Linked DNA regions of Homo sapiens: region 1 is linked to region 2. Evidence: read pairs that join two places in POLR2A ChIA-PET (ENCODE). Cell type or tissue: A673. All regions are shown on one strand. Region 1 overlaps STARD10 (StAR related lipid transfer domain containing 10). Region 2 overlaps PDE2A (phosphodiesterase 2A).

Evidence for each region. Peaks named below come from ENCODE experiments on the same cell type or tissue, not always from the same donor. Only the 100,000 strongest peaks of a DNase experiment are listed, where the experiment ranks them.
Region 1: POLR2A ChIA-PET joins it to region 2 with 14 read pairs; 3 of 35 experiments call an interaction of 5 or more read pairs at or near these places.

Annotation. Positions count from the first base shown.
Region 1 is chr11:72,755,311-72,763,310 of GRCh38, forward strand. STARD10 (StAR related lipid transfer domain containing 10) reads right to left here. Exons shown (of 7, transcript NM_006645.3): 3 at 3,924-4,071; 4 at 3,220-3,323; 5 at 2,457-2,574; 6 at 391-443. Among named protein-coding and RNA genes, the nearest start is that of ARAP1, 6.9 kb to the left of the region's middle. RefSeq lists an enhancer at 7,543-7,752. In A673, no CTCF peak of the experiment used is centred here; a DNase peak (open chromatin) is centred at 3,891.
Region 2 is chr11:72,665,852-72,673,851 of GRCh38, forward strand. All of the region lies in intron 1 of PDE2A (phosphodiesterase 2A), which reads right to left. PDE2A-AS1 (PDE2A antisense RNA 1) reads left to right here. Exons shown (of 3, transcript XR_001748293.2): 3 at 3,979-4,065. Among named protein-coding and RNA genes, the nearest start is that of PDE2A, 4.6 kb to the right of the region's middle. RefSeq lists enhancers at 2,211-2,715, 2,770-2,829, 7,140-7,766, 7,767-8,000. In A673, a CTCF peak has its summit at 1,777 (motif pointing left); no DNase peak of the experiment used is centred here.

The DNA.
Region 1 (8,000 bases), 89 kb after region 2:
TTTTTTTTTTTTTTTTTTGAGACGGAATCTCACTGTGTGGCCCAGGCTGGAGTGCAGTGGCATGATATCGGCTCACTGCAACCTCTGCCTTCCAGGTTCAAGTGATTCTCCTGCCTTAGCCTCCCGAGTAGCTGGGATTACAGGCACCCACCATCACACTCAGCTAATTTTTGTATTTTTAGTAGAGACAGGGTTTCACCATGTTGGCCAGGCTGGTCTTGAACTCCCGACCTCAGGTAATCCACCTGCCAAGGCCTCCCAAAGTGCTGGGATTACAGGCATGAGCCACCACGCCTGGCCCTCAGGCTCCAGGCTTGACTCCACCCACCTCATTCCATAGTCCTCTTTCCAGTCTTCAACACCCCTCCCCAAAATCCCAAGGCCACTCACCTTGGGAGCCAGGAACTGAGAAGATTTATTCACCACCCACTTGGGTAAGGAGCCTGTGAGGGCAGGGAAGGGAGGAAGCAGCCTCAGGGACCCAGCCCCTCCGCCCCTGACAAAAGCCCCACCCTCTGCCCAGAGCTTCCAGGGAGGCCACTGTCTTCCCCATGAGGAGGAGGTGTGTGAGGCAAGTCCTACAAGCCTTTACCCTCACTCCCTTCCACCTCAGACCGAAGTCCTCAGGCTTAGCTCTGTCCCCCACTTTCCCTCTGCCCAGCCTCAAAGATTACGTGGAAGAAAACCACAGGGTCCTAGGTAAGCACAGGCTATACATGGGTGGAAACTCTGACCCACCCTGCTGCACCTGCTGCCTCACTCAATCACACTGACATCCCTTCTCAACCTAACCTCCCTCCCAGGAATGCCCCTGACGCTCAGCCCCTCCCCTGCCTGTCCTTCCAAGTCCTCCCCTGACCACACAGGCCTCTGGCTGAGCACCCCAGCCTGGCCTGACCTGGAATCCACTGCCCAGCTCTCCACCCTATCTCATTCCCAAGTGTCCACTCCACCTCTGACACCCAACACAATGAGGTGCCGGGGGAGTGCTAGGCCTGGACCACTGTGCGCTCTGGGGCTTGAAGCATTTCCAGGCAAGGATGCTCAAGGCTTCCCCATCCTCTAGTCATTCACTCACTCACTCACTCACTCACTCCATGTTCACTGTGACACCCACCCTGGGCCAGCCCTGGGGACCCAGAGAGGAACTCACTGGGGGCCCAACAGGAGCCGACTGTTCTACTAGAGGGGAATGGACTACAGAACAGGGAGCCAGTGACTCCCCTGAGTGTCAGGGATCAGGAGGTGACACCCACAGCACCCCTGGAGGGGCGAGGAGGGGAGGCTTCGGGGAAGGGCTGCCTGGGCACAGAAGTGGGGATGGGTGAGGTGTGAGAGACACCAGGAGACCTGGGACAGGGCTTAGGCTTTTCTTGGAGGGCAATGGAGAGCCACAGAGTAACTTCAAGCAGATGAGAGTCATGAGGAGATAAGTGTTTTAGAGAAATTCCTCTGGCCGCTGTTATACACAGACAAGGTAGTTGGTATGGAGAGAAATGCCAGACTCAGGAACTGCCGAGGAGGAGGCAGAATCAATAAGAATCAGTGACGGGGGCTAAGCGCGGTGGCTCACGCCTGTAATCCCAGCACTTTGGGAGGCCAAGGTGGGTGGATCACAAGGTCAGGAGTTCGAGACCAGGCTGGCCAACATGGTGAAACCCCATCTCTACTAAAAATACAAAAAGTTAGCTGGGGGTGGTGACAGATGCCTGTAATCCCAGTTACTCGGGAGGCTGGGGCAGGAGAATCATTTGAACCCGGGAGGCAGAGGTTGCAGTGAGCCGAGATTGCACCATTGCACTCCAGCCTGGGAAACAAGAGTGAAACTCTGTCTCAAAAAAAAAAAAAAAAAAAAAATCAATGGCTGGATTTGGCTGAGGAAGAGGGAGTGACCCCAAATGATGGCAGGTTCTGGGCATGGGTGACTGAAAAGTGGAGACTTAGGGCAAGGGGCAAGTTAGGAGGAAAGATGGCGAGTTCCCCACTGGACACAACGAGGCTTAGGTGCCTGGAAGACATCCGAAGGGAGATGTCCAGGTGGCCGATGGCCACAGGAATCTGAATCTCAGCTGAGAGAGACATGGCCACTTGTGACAGAAGCCACAGGGGTGGCTGAGCCATCCCCAGGGAGAGAAGACTAAGGCCTAGAAAACCCAGGCATCCAGGACAGGCAGAGGGAACAGCCAGTGAGCAGGGAACAAGGCAGAGCATGGGGACGGCAGAGCCCAGGAAAAGTGCTCCCAGCTTCATCAGTGGGGCAGTGGCACCTCCCTGGCCCACTCTTTTCAAACCACTGTAAAGTCCCAAGCCTTGGTTCAAGGAAGGCTTTGGATGGAAATGCCCCAAAATGCAAAACAGCTCCTAACAGATGCCCTTCTGGATCCCTAGTAGATCAGGCCCCACCCCTGTGGTATAGGGAAGGATCCCATGATAGGCTGCCAGGGCCAAGCCCTCACCTTTGGGGTCCACCTGGGCCAGGTAGGTGATGACGCAGCTCTTGGGCCCTGTGCTCTGGATGAGGTAGCCCGTCTGGATGGACACAGCTCGGACCAAGTCTTTCCGAGGTGGGTATTTCTGGGGATGGAAGGCACAGGGAGGTGAGACTCGGGGTGGGGGCAAAGAAGATGTTTTTGTGAGTATACACAAACGCGCACGCGCACACACACATACAGTTAATTCACATGCCGTGACATCTGTTACAGATCAGTCCTGATTCTGGGTGCAGAGAAAGGGAAGAACCAGAGTAGGTCATCCTAGCCCCTCTTGAAGCTTTTCCTGTTCCCCTCAGAAAAGCCCCCAGTCTGGGGTCAGGGCTCATGAGCACATATGGGCACTCACAGACACACACACTCACCCTTGCCCAGGCCAGCTATACCTGCCTGTCCTTGCCCAGGGAGATCAAGGTGGCTTAGCCTCAGGGAGGACCAGAGGACCCTGCCTCTCACCTCTTGTTCCTCATTTCCCTGTCCCAGAGCCCAACCAATCGAAGTCAGCCCATCCCACCCACTTGCCACAGAGGTGGCCACACTGCCCTCTCCTGATCTGCTCAAGAGACCCAGCAGGGAGAGAGGAGCCATTATCCTCACTGTACAGGAAGGAAACTGAGGGCCAGTGGGCCCATGCCTGCCCGAAGTCATATTGAAGTCATGGTGGCAGCCTCAGCCTTGCGCTGCCTGACCCTCTCCCCTGCTCCACCGCAGGGAAGGCAGGTTGACTCACGGGATGTTTGACTGAGTAGTTCATAATGATGTAATCAGCGCCCATGGGGAGCCAGGAGCGGAGGGTGATGACATCACGGTTCTTCAGGGGCTTGGGACACCTCCCTGTGGGGGGCAAGGGACAGTTCAGCCAGACCACTGGTCCACCTGCCTACAAGGGAGGGTGTGGCAGAGGCCAGAGATGCAGGGATGCCTAATTAACTGCCAGCTCTCCAGTGCAAAGATACACCTCCCTCCCAGACCACAGTCCCACAGCTGGAGCCAGAAAAGAGACAGGGCAAGACCTGTCCCTACTGTCTCCAGCCAGCCCTGCTCCTTACAGCCTCACATAGCCCTTACATTGTTGGCCTGGCTGGTTTGTCTACGTGAACGTGAGTGTACAAGAGAAAAACAGTATGAGTGTGCATGAAAATGTGTGCCTGGGACTATGTGGCATGTGGGTGGGGGCTGTGTGCCTGATTGAGTGTATGCCTATGTGTGTATGTATATACGTGAACATGTGAGTGCATATGTATTTGTAAGTGTATGGGTGTGTGCCTAAGGGTCTAGGAGTGGACAGGGAGGGCAGCTCTATCTCTCAGCACTCAAGTCTCCGAGCAGCTTGGTCATGTGAGTAACCACAGGAGGGAGGGGGGAAGAGGAGGCTTGGTGGGAGGCCTGGATGGAGGCCAAGGGGACTGGGATCAGCGTGCTACGCCTGCTCACAGGAGTAATAGCCCACGTCAGCGTTGACTGTCAAGCGGGCGATGTCAAAAGTCTCAATGACGTTGCTGTCCCATTTCTTGCGGTACTCAATGTCGTGTAGGACGTCGTAGAGTGTCTCGGCTGGCACATCACAGCACTCCATCCGGCACTGCAGACAAGATATATGGGTTGTCAGGATCATATGGGGCTCAGAGCCTTGGCCAGGGGACCAGAAGGCAGACAGGCAGAGGGGGAGGAAGAGAAAGAGGACAGCAAAGAACAGGGGCCTCTGAAACCAGCATGGACTTCCTTCTTGCCACAAGCCCTGTCCAGCTCCCCAAAAAGCCACCTGTGCCAGGAGACAGACAGCCTCTGTATCCAGAGACCATCTCCCCCGACTCAGCCCAGTCTCCTCCTCCAGGAAGCCTTCCCAGCCAGACCTTCTGGGCTCCCACACAATGCATCTCTATGTCTGTGCCCTCCCAGACCCCTGTGAGCTCCTCGTGGGCAGAGGCTCATGGTTGCTTCAGCCTGGAGCCTGGAATAGCTACATGTTAAATGAAATGAAAGCATAAATGAAAGTCGAATGCCAAAGTGGATGATTTATTTCCTCCCTGGTACTTATCACGCGGCCATACCACCTGTCCTCTTATTTGTGGTTTGTTTGTTTGTTTTTCCTTCAACAAACATCTTTGGATTTTTTTTTTCTTTTTTTGAGATGGAGTTTCGCTCTTGTCACCCAGGCTGGAGTGCAGTGGCGCGATCTTGGCTCACTGCAACCTCTGCCTCCCGGGTTCAAGTGATTCTCCTACCTCAGCCTCCAGAATAGCTGGGATTACAGGCACGTGCCCAGCTAATTTTTGTATTTTTAGTAGAGATGGGGTTTCACCATGTTGACCAGAATGGTCTCAATCTCTTGACCTTGTGATCCACCCACCTCGGCCTCCCAAAGTGCTGGGATTACAGGTGTCAGCCACCACACCCGGCCTGGATTTCTTTCTTTTTTTCATTCATTCATTCATTCATTTATTGAGACGGAGTTTTGCTCTTGTTGCCCAGGCTGGAGTACAGTGGCGTGATCTCGGCTCACTGCAAGCTCTGCCTTCCGGTTTCAAAGGATTCTCCTGCCTCAGCCTCCTGAGTAGATGGGATTACAGGCACCTGCCACCACTCCCGGCTAATTTTTTGTATTTTTAGTAGAGACGGGGTTTCACCATGTTGGCCAGGCTGGTCTCTAACTCCTGACCTTGTGATCCACCTGCCTCTGCCTCCAAAAGTGCTGGGATTACAGGCATAAGCCGCCGCGCCCAGCCTGGATTTCTTACTGTGTATTAGCCTTGCCCTCAAAGAGCTTTCCATCTGGGTAGAAGACGGCCAAGGACACCTTGTTTTATTTAACCCCCTCACCAACAACTCTGTCAGATAAGAAATCCAAGGAGGAACTTGAGGCTCAAAGAGGTTAAGTAACTCGCCCAATGTCACTCAGCTGGTAAGTAGCAGAGCCAGGATTTAACCCAGATCACATGTCTGGAAAGCAAGTAAAATCAGAACGAGGTTTCCCTAGGTTTGCACTCAGTGAGATGAAACTCAATATCCTTGTTCTGTGATTTTTTTTTTTTTTTACCCAAGTGCCCTATCCCCAAGATCAAGTTCCTCTCAGCAAATGGACAAGTTTTCTTGTGTAGTTTAAAAAGATCTCCCAGAACTGGCATTTAGACAGTGCCAAGGGAACCCTCACATAATACTTTTCCACTCACAAGAGGAGATAAGCAACCATATGAGGGAGAGGTCACACTGTCTTCCCCCTCATCCCAGAATAGGCCTTGGCCCCACTAATGGTGGTGGGATGCCGCAGGAAGGACACACCGACACCTGCTAGCTATTCTAGGCACCAAGAAACCCATCACGCCTTGGATATAACTTCAGTTTACAGAAAATACAGAGGACAGAGGAATGAGCTAAGTGACACCACATGAGAATGCAACCAGACAGAGCCAGACAGTGAATCATTCCACGGGACTCCTGGCCCAGGCTCTTCTACTGGTCAACGTAAACAAAGGGGCTGGGTGGGACTGACTGGCAGGACATAACAACCACATGTAAAGTGTGTCTCTGCATTGCAAACTGATTTGGACACACCATCTATAAAGGGGATTTTTGGGACAACTGGAGAAAAGTGAACATGATCAGAGTATCAAATGCACTGAAAATTTACAGAAACAAAATGGTGGAAACTGCTGCCTAAAAAAAGGTTACAAAATAGGTTGGGCGCGGTGGCTCATACCTGTCATCCCAGCACTTTTGGAGGCTGAGACGGGCAGATCACTTGGGGTCAGGAGTTCGAGACCAGCCTGGCCAACCATCTCTACCAAAAATACAAAAATTATCTGGGCGTAGTGGCACATAACTGTAATCCCAGCTACTCAGGAAGCTGAGGCAGGAGAATCGCCTGAATCTGGGAGGTGGAGGTTTCCGTGAGCCGAGATCATGCTGTGTGCTCCAGCCTGGGTGACAGAGCAAGACTCCATCTTAAAAAACAAACAAAAAAAAAGCAGCATAACCTCAATTGGGGGAAAAAAAATATACGCATAGAGGAAGCTCAGGAAGCACAATTGCTAAGGTGTTAACAGTGGAGATCTCTAAATGATAGATAGGAATGTGATGGTTTCATTTTGCTTGTCTGTATTTCTTTTTCTTTTCTTTTCTTTTTTTTTTTTTTTTTTTTTTTTTGAGATGGAGTTTCGCTTTTGTTGCCTAGGCTGGAGTGCAATGACACGATCTTGGCTCACCGCAACCTACGCCTCCCGGGTTCAAGTGATTCTTCTGCCTCAGCCTCCTGAGTAGCTGGGATTATAGGCACCCACCATCATGCCTGGCTAATTTTTGTATTTTTAATAGAGACGGGGTTTCACCATGTTGGCCAGGCTGGTCTCAAACTCCTGACCTCAGGTGATCCTCCCGCCTCGGCCTCCCAAAGTGCTTGGATTACAGGTGTGAGCCACTGTGCCCGGCCACTTGTCTATATTTCTTATTATCTAACATGTATAGTACTAATTCTGAAATAATGAAAACAATTTGGAAAGGTCCCCCAGCAATACTGACAGGTGCACCCACCATGTGCCAGGTATTACACTAAGTGCTTTATACACATTATTTTATTCTTACAGCAGCGCTCTGGGATATTGGCCCCATTATAGGATTAAGAAAAACAAGGTTCAAGGACAGACTCGAGACTGCAATATTGTTTGTGTCACCCTAAACAATTCACCCTCCCTTTCTACCCCATTTACCTTTCTGCTCTATAATGGGGCATAACTAGATCCAACCATTTAATCAGCAGCCCCCAGCTCCAGCCCTGTACTGAGCCCAGAAGAGTCAGAGATGAATTCGAGGCCTGTCTTTGAGAGGTCTGCAGTGAAAGGAGGAGCCCACCTTGGAAATGGGGAGATGTCCTAAAGTGCTCATTGGGGGCATAAGAAGGAAATCAGCTCCATGGGCTGGGTCGGGGGATCAGGCTTCATGGAGAATCTCAGTGCAGGAGGTAGGGGTTTGCCAAGTGCCCCTGGCAGAAAGAACAGCCAGCCAAGGTGCAGAGGCAGGCAAGAGTGTGGCCTGTGGGCAGTGAATGAGTTCCATCTGGCTCAGTCTCCGTGGTGTGGTATAGCCTGCTACTCAAAAGGTCCCTGGTTCTAGGTCTTCTTGGAAAAATGGGTGATTCCAGGGCTGGGTCAGAGAAAGTATAAGATGAGCATGGAACATCTTCTTGTGCCAGGAAGTAAGCAAATACTCAAAGAATGATAGAGATTTTGGACACCGGAACCAGCTTGAAGGGCTCTTCCCCTGGCACAGTGGCCAACTCTTCAAGGTTTACCGAGGACTTCCCCAGTTTTACCACTGCAAGTCTCACATCCTGGGAAATCCCCCAGTCCCAGGCAAGCTAGGACAGTTGATCACTCTACCATGGGCTCAATCTGAGATAAGCTGCATATTAAACTCAATAATGACCATAACTGTAGATATTCCATCGAATAAAATAGGAAACCAAAGTCTATACAGGTATGAATAAACAAGTAAATGGAATGTTTGATGAGGAATGGG
Region 2 (8,000 bases):
AAGAGAGATAACAGAGAAAGCCTTGAATGTTAGAACGGTGAAAACCTAAAAAACAACAACAAAAAAAAAACACGAAAAAAAAAGCAACTACTGCAAAGAAGAAATTGAGGCTTCCAGAGGAAGCCCCTCCTCTGGCCTCACTTCACCACTGGGCTCCTCTCCATCGAGTCTCCATGCTCCATGGAACAGTCGACTTCACACGTCCCCAGGAGGAATCTCACAGCATGCAGAAGCTCTGGTAAAAACTTCAAAGGCAGCCTCTGAGGCCCAGGAGGCATGGAAATAGCCAGGTGCAGGAGGTGGCTTCACACCACAGACTTGGCTCTCCTCTGAGCTCCCCACCTGCTCTAGGGGCTGGAGGGAGGGCAGCCTTCCAGGTCAGACACTCCCCTCTCTGCTGCAAGCCCTATCATCTCATCCTGGGTCCTGCTGGGTGACCTTGGGTTAATCACTGCACCTCTCTGAACTTCAGTAGTTGCATCAGTACAAGAGGACCGTGCTGGGAGTCCCTGAAACTCTTTAAGTGTGACCATTAAGAGTTCCTGGGGAGAATGGAACCTAGACACTTCCCAGCCATGTCTAGCTGCCCAATCCGATAGACTAGGACCCTGGCTGGCCCAACCTGAGACTGAACACAAAGCCTGACTCTGGCCCAGAGTCCCCTGAAGGAAGCCCAGCCCTTCAAGGGTCTCTACCTACAGGAAAGCGCGACCCAGGAGAAAAAGTATTGAATAGCCAGACATTAGGCGCGGCCTTAAAGGTTAGCACAGCAGGTGTCTGGGCCTTCACACACACATATCCCCTCATCCCTGTGCTCACATTGAGACACAGGCATCTGTATACACAGGGAACACACATACGGTTTCACTAGAACATATGTATATGGCACTCTACATACATGTACACACACACAAGCCACAGTCACATGCATATAACTGTTTACCAAAATCAGACATAAAGATGGACAGTCACAGCCGGGTGCAGTGGCTCATGCCTGTAATCCCAGTACTTTGGGAGGCCAAGGTGGGTGGATCATTTGAGGTCAGGAGTTCAAGACCAGCCTGGCCAACATGGTGAAACCCCATCTCTACTAAAAATACAAAAATTATGCAGGTGTGGTGGTGCATGCCTGTAGTCCCAGCTACTCAGGAGGCTGAGGCAGGAGAATAGCTTGAGCCTGGGATGCGGAGGTTGCGGTGAGCCGAGATCACGCCACTGCACTCCAGTCTGGGTGAGAGTGTGAGACCCTGTCTCAAAACTAAACTAAAAAAAAGGACACTCACATGCTCACACATGTGAGTATGTTCACACTTTTATACGAACACTGACCCACACATTCTCACCCTCTCAGATCAGCATACACATATGCACAACTGGAAGCTCACATTCAGGTACACATACACACACTGAGACACAAGCAATATCCCCAGCACCTCAGTATCAAGCAAGTCATGACCCAAAAGAAACCCAGACCCCAACTGCAATGTCATTCTAGATGCATTTCCAAATCTTAGCCTGTCCCAGAACCATGAGGAGAAAATTTCCTCTGGCTTAACTCAGTATGTCTGTCCCTTCTGGTTGGGGTCCAACCTCTCCTCAGCCTTCATTCCTCCCAGTGCCATTTCAGCAGGGCCCTCATGTCCTGGGCTCAATGGAGGTGGAGAACAATGGGCTATCCTTCTCTCCATCCTTCATCTCTGCCACTTGTCCAACACTTCTACTGGCCCTTCAAACACAACGAAGATTCAGGCTGGAATGGACTGTATGTGACAGCACCCCCTTCTGGAGACATGTGATATTACAGCACAGCTCTATGGTATAAAAGTCATCACTCCTCAGCCTGAGGCAGAGAGGAGTAGGAGAGAAAGAGGAAGATGAGCTGGGTGCAGTGGCTCACACCTGTAATCCCAGCACTTTGGGAGGCCCAGGCAGGAGGATAGCTTCAGCCCAGGAATTTGAGGCTGCAGTGAGCTATTATGGCACCACTGTACTCCAGCCAGCAAGACACTGTCTCTATTAAAAAAAAAAAAAAAGGGTGAGGGAAGAAGATGAAGGAGAGGAGAAGGAAGAAACTGAGAAGAAGCATGGAGGAGGGACAGCAGCAAAGTGCTGGGTGCACCAAGGATGGGATTTAGAAGCCTCAGTCTGACTTTGGTTTCTCCAGTTCAATCCATTCAGCCTAAGCTGCAAGACCAATTCTCTCAAAGCTCAGCTCTAATCAGAAAACCCTTGGGTGGATCCTGGTGGGCCACAACACAAAGTCCAAACTCTCAGCCTGGAATCAGCAGCTCTCTGCTCAGCTGTTCCTCTGCCGAGATGTCTCACATCCAACTTTAGTTGTCCACATCTTGCCTGTCTGCCATCTGGAACAGTAATGTATGGAAAGAGCAGGAGCTCTGGAAGCAGACAGATTTGTGCCCCAGGTCTGGCTCCACTGGCTGAATACCTGTGGGCAAGCGATTTCCCCTCCTGGATCCTCTGTTTCTTCATCCAGAAAACAGCAGTCTCTTGGGTTTGTGGTGAGGATTAAATGAGATCACAGGTGTGGAAACAGTGCTCAGGAAGCTGTAAACTTCTGTGTGAACATGTGAGAAGTCGTAATTATGGCTTAATACTTCTATCCCTGCTCCTACCTGCACCCCCCAACACATAGCAAGCCAGGGGGTCCCTGAGGGAAGAGGTCGATGCTGCTTCACCTTTGGGCTCCACACAGCCCAGCACCCACCAGGGCCGGCCCTCGGCCAGCCTTGGCAGCAGGGTGTGGATTTGGATCAAAAGAGGCAGTACAAACTATGCTTACTGCAAATTCACAACAGACTACAGCTCCCAGAATGGCTCACAGACTGCATGGGTGTGGCCACAGACTTAACCCCTTCTTCACCAAGCCCTTTCTTCCATTGTATTATCTGGGGATTGGTCTCAGACCAGTCAGAACAACTTAATGAGGTGGCCACACTTCTCTGAGAAACCTCGGTCCCTCCCACAGAGCTTTGTGCTTCTCACCGTAGCCACAACCACAGCTCTGTTTCAGGCCTCCTGGTCCCTCCCACACGATGACAGCCCTGAGCTCCTAGCTCTGGTCTCTCCCTCTCCAGGCCCCGCTAAATCTTTCTGAAAGTGTGGCTGATCGTGGGTGGTTCATAATGACAGTAGCTAACCTTTGTGAGCACCTGCCGCATGCCAGGGGCTAAGCTCTGCACTTCCAGATTCTTCAGAATCATCCTGCCAAGAAAGGATAATTATCTCCACCCCACTATTCACACAAGGTTCAGAGAAGTTAAGTAACTTGCCCAGGACCACACAGCTACAGAGTAACAGTACATCTTTCAGTATGCTGAAATTTGAGCATAAGCCTGTCTGCCACCTTCTCTGCTCTATCTTCAAAGCCTCCTCTGCGCCCAAGGCAACCATCCAAAGAATGAAAGCCCAGAAATCCAGGGTCCACACATCTCAGCAACCACACTGTTGGGAAGTCCTCCCAGATATTTGACTCAAATCTGTTCTGCTGCACCAAGCCCCAGTTGCCTCCTGTTTTTCGGGGTGGGGGGGCAGTGAGAAGGGTGACTTCAGGGACTTCAAGAAGTGGGTCACATCACTGGGGACCTGGCCTTTCCCAGGGAGCAAGCAGCTGAACAATAGGAGATAAATGTGTGAAAACATTTCTGTTACTAAATATATCGACTTCCCAGGAGGACGAGGGTGCTGACAGGGAGCCCACGGCCACCACCCTGGAGGCCACAATCCTGTGTCTCAGAAAAGCTGGGGCGCTCCAAGGAGCAGACAAGGCTGTTCCGGCTGTCCTGGAGGCTGGGGCAGAGGGGGTAGGAGGCCGGCATAATAAGGGGTGATGGCTCATTTCTTCCAACCAAAGCTGCCAAGCCCTAGCCAGCTGATTTGCATATTGCTTTGTATTTGTTTGCACGCCACTTTCTGGAAGGGGCCCACATTCTTCAGCCACTGCTTCTCTCTCATTTCCAGGGTCTCTTTTGTTCACTGAACACCCCTTTCTCAAGCAAGGCTGGGTCCCTCAGCAAGCTCTGGTCACGAGCACCAGGAGAGACCAAGAAGTTGCAAACTTACAATAATGCCTACACATCAAGCCTGTTGGAGACACCTTCACGGAAGAAAGTGCTTCCTACAGTCTAGGCTCAATTCCCCACTCCTCTCCTGCTCCACCACGGCCCAGGGCTTCCCCCCAGCCTGGCACTTCATGCCTAGGCCACTCTGAACTCCTATAGTGCTAAGTGAACAAAATCCTGCTTGCCCTTACCTTGAGGCCTTTGCAAATGCTCTTCCATCTTCCTAGTGCTGTCCCTCAACTCAGCCTGAAGTGGCTCTTCCTTATAAGGCCAGCCCCAATGGCCCCTCCTCCTAAATACCTTCCTGCGACATTAACACAGGTAGGAAAGACTCGGAGCTTCCATCCACGTGGTCACTGGCTCTGTCCATCTGCCCCCAGGGGTGTCATGTTTGGTAGGGCCAGTGAACGGCTGCTGAATGAATGAATGATGAGTCCTGATCTCCCTCCTCTGTTCCCTCTCCCTGGATGACTTCACTCACTCACCTATGGGAGAGTCAGAGGCTGACAGTGCCTCTGCCTCCAATTCCCCCTCTTGTCCTCTGAGACCCTCCCTTTCACACGTACAGCCCACTCTCATAAAACCAAGAGACTCACAGCCCTTCTGCATTGGTAGGAAGTTCTTCCTGCTGTCTGTCCTCACTCCCTTATTTGACCATGCCTGCTTCTTTATCATTATTTTTGGAGAGGAGTCAGGGCCTGCACCCATCTCAGATTTTTGTTAATAAAGGCTGCGCATTTCTCCCACTCTCTGCCTAGATGTGTTCTTGCCACTCCTGGATCATTGTGCCCCAGCCTGGCCCTACTTCAGGGGACAGTGACACAGGACGGAGAAAGGACATAAGGCCAGGCTGGGTAGCCTGGAGTTGCTGGGCCCTGCGGAGAAGACCCAGGACAGATATAACCACCACAAGGGAAGGGCTGCCCAGGAGGGAAGAGATGAACATCCTATGTCCGGGGGTATACAAACAGCAGGCTGGATAGATCTGCAGGGCAAGTTGTAGAGAGTACTAAAACAACTGCTAGAAAATGACCCAAACGCCCTTACTGTCTTCTCCCACCCAGAGGCTGCACTGAGTCAGGTGCCTAGCCCTGTGCCTTTCCTACCCACCTTCACAAACTGTTCCCTCTGCTCTTCCCTGCCTGGGTGATTCCTACCCATCCTTCAAGGTCCGGCTCAAATGTCTCTTCCTCTGAAGCCCAGGCTTGCTGTGGGCCCCCCACCTCCTACACAGCACTGCTCACCCTGTAGGGTTGCAGCTTTCCATTTCTTTCTCCTTCATCAGACTGGGCACTCCCTGAGAACAGGGACTCAGTCAGTGTCTGCTCTGTGTCCCCGGTGACAAGCCAAGTGGGCACCAAGCAGCTACTGAGAAGTTCCTGTTGAGTGGTTGAATGAATGAATGCAGCAATGGAATCATGCTGAGTCGGGAGATTTCATAGGCCCAAGCAGCAGAAGCCCGGGGAGCGCAGGCCTGGCCTGACAGCAGCATGGCTGAGGGTGAGACTCCCAGTCCATTAAGACCAAGGGGTAAAGGACTGCTGGGAGCTCTTCCCCCCACCCCCGCCCCCACCCCCCACCATTTGGCTAGATCCCAGCCAAGCCATCAGCAGTCCCTGGGGACAGGAGGCTGGAGTGGGAAGCAGGAAGAGTGGCAGGAGCTGCTTGGTGGGCAGGGGGAATGACTGCGGGGGGTGGGGGTGCAGGGAGCATAAAGACAATTAACCCTCACTGAGCTGACCAAGCTCAGCAACCAAGAGGTTCCGGGCAGGGCCTGAAGGAGAATGATATTGAGGGTCAGGTCTGATGAAGAGGTTGAGCCCCAGCCTTGCAGCCAAAGGGTAGTGATGAAGCCATAGTCTCAGTTTCCCTGTCTGGCAAGAGATGGCTCCATGATCTCTGACCCTCTGCATCCTAGCTAGAAACACTACAAAGATCTCTCCCACTACCTCAGCCCACCCACGCCCAGCTTTCCTGAGCCTTCCATGAGCCTTTTCCCTCATGAGATCCTGACTTACTGAGATGTCTGCACTACACCCCTGACCCCAGTCCAAGCCTGAGCCACCTAGACATTCCCTTCCCTGTTCTCATCTATCCAGCCTTTCCCAAGTTCTCAAAAAGCTCCAGAACTCACTGACCCCTGTATTGGCTTGGCCTCCACTCTAGCCTCCTGGCCCCACCTCTCTCTTCCAGTTCAACCCAGACAATGCCACCGAGGCAGGTTTCTTTATTTTTCTTCTTCTTTTTTTTTTTCTTCTTTTGAGACAGAGTCTCACTTTGTCACCCCCAGGCTAAAGTGCAGTAAGGCAATCTCAGCTCACTGCAACCTCCACCTCCCAAGTTCAAGCGATTCTCATATTCTCATGCCTCAGCCTTCTAAGTAGCTGGGACTACAGGCGTGTGCCACCACACCCAGCTAATTTTATTGTATTTCTAATAGACACTGGGTTTCACCATGTTGGCCAGTCTCGTCTCAAACTCCTGGCCTCAAGTGATCCACCTGCTTCTGCCTCCCAAAGTGATGGGATTACAGGCATGAGCCACCATGCCTGGCCCAGGGCAGGTTTCTAGAACCCAAATCTGATCATGTCTCTCCCCTATATAAAACCTTTCTGGGCTCCCCAGGGCTCTCTGGATAAAGCCTAAGAGTCCTGGATCTTAAAGTTCTATTGAATGTGGGTCCTGCCTGCCCCCCACTCTATACAGTGTCTTCACTGCTCCAGGACATGCCCAGCCCAGGGCCTTTGCTTATGCAGTTCCCACCCCACCCCCACCTGTTAGCATGACGTTGATCTCTACTGCTTAATTATTCTCAAGCTATTTTATGTCTAAGAAGCTTAGGAAGCCCCAGAGGGCAGAGTCATTATTGCCTATTTCTTTTCTGCATCTTTCCCACAGGGTGTAGAATGAATTGTCCTGAGTTCAAAGAGGCGGTCATACATTCAGCCCCTCCCTGCCCTGCATCAGTGGGCCATGGTGTCCCAGCTGTATCCTCAATTGCCAGGGGAAGGAAACAGCCACCCACACACACTCAGATGAATACACACATATAGATACACACACACACCAGCCACAGAAGCACCGATATACACACTAGCACCATGATCACACACCCACACCAGAATACTTATACGCACACAGCCACATCCACCTCCACACACAGCAATGCTATTATTCACACACTAACAAATACACACACATAAATGCACATGGAACAGATAAAAAATGCACACTGATTCACTCTATTTTGCAGACACAACACACATAATATACAAACTCAACCTAATAGACACACCTACATACATATGCAGACCAACCTGCACTCACACTCAGACACATGCGAATAAACTCTCACTCACACAGGGATGATCACAAACTCTGACAGGCTGCTTTACATCCAACCACCAAGGACCCTAGAGCTCTACAGGCCCCTCTACACCCAACATGTCCCTTACATTCCACATGTATACACACACACACACACACACATACCCTGCCTACCACCTCGGCAGCCCTTAGTAGAGGGGTGTCGCCACGGCGCCCCCCACTCACTTGCACATGCACCCCCCTGCACGTGGACACACACGAGGCTGGCACCATATTCCATCTGGCTCCGTAGAACCCTATCCTGGGACAGACGCTTTGGGGTAAAGTTTCATAAAGTGGTGTCCCTGAACCCCAATTCCCAATTCCATGGAAGGTGGTTACCTCTAACCCTCTCTTGCTCCAGGGCCACTCTTATTCATATTTTCTCCATCTTTCCCCCTCCCCACCTCCTTCACACACACATAGCCTTGGTGGGCCAAGACACTCTCCCTCTCCGGGTCCTGAACCAGCCTATTGCAGCCCCGAGAGCTCCTCCCAACTACTTGGCAGACCTCCCCCTCCCCACATACACCCTCAGCCCTTGAAGAACCGGTT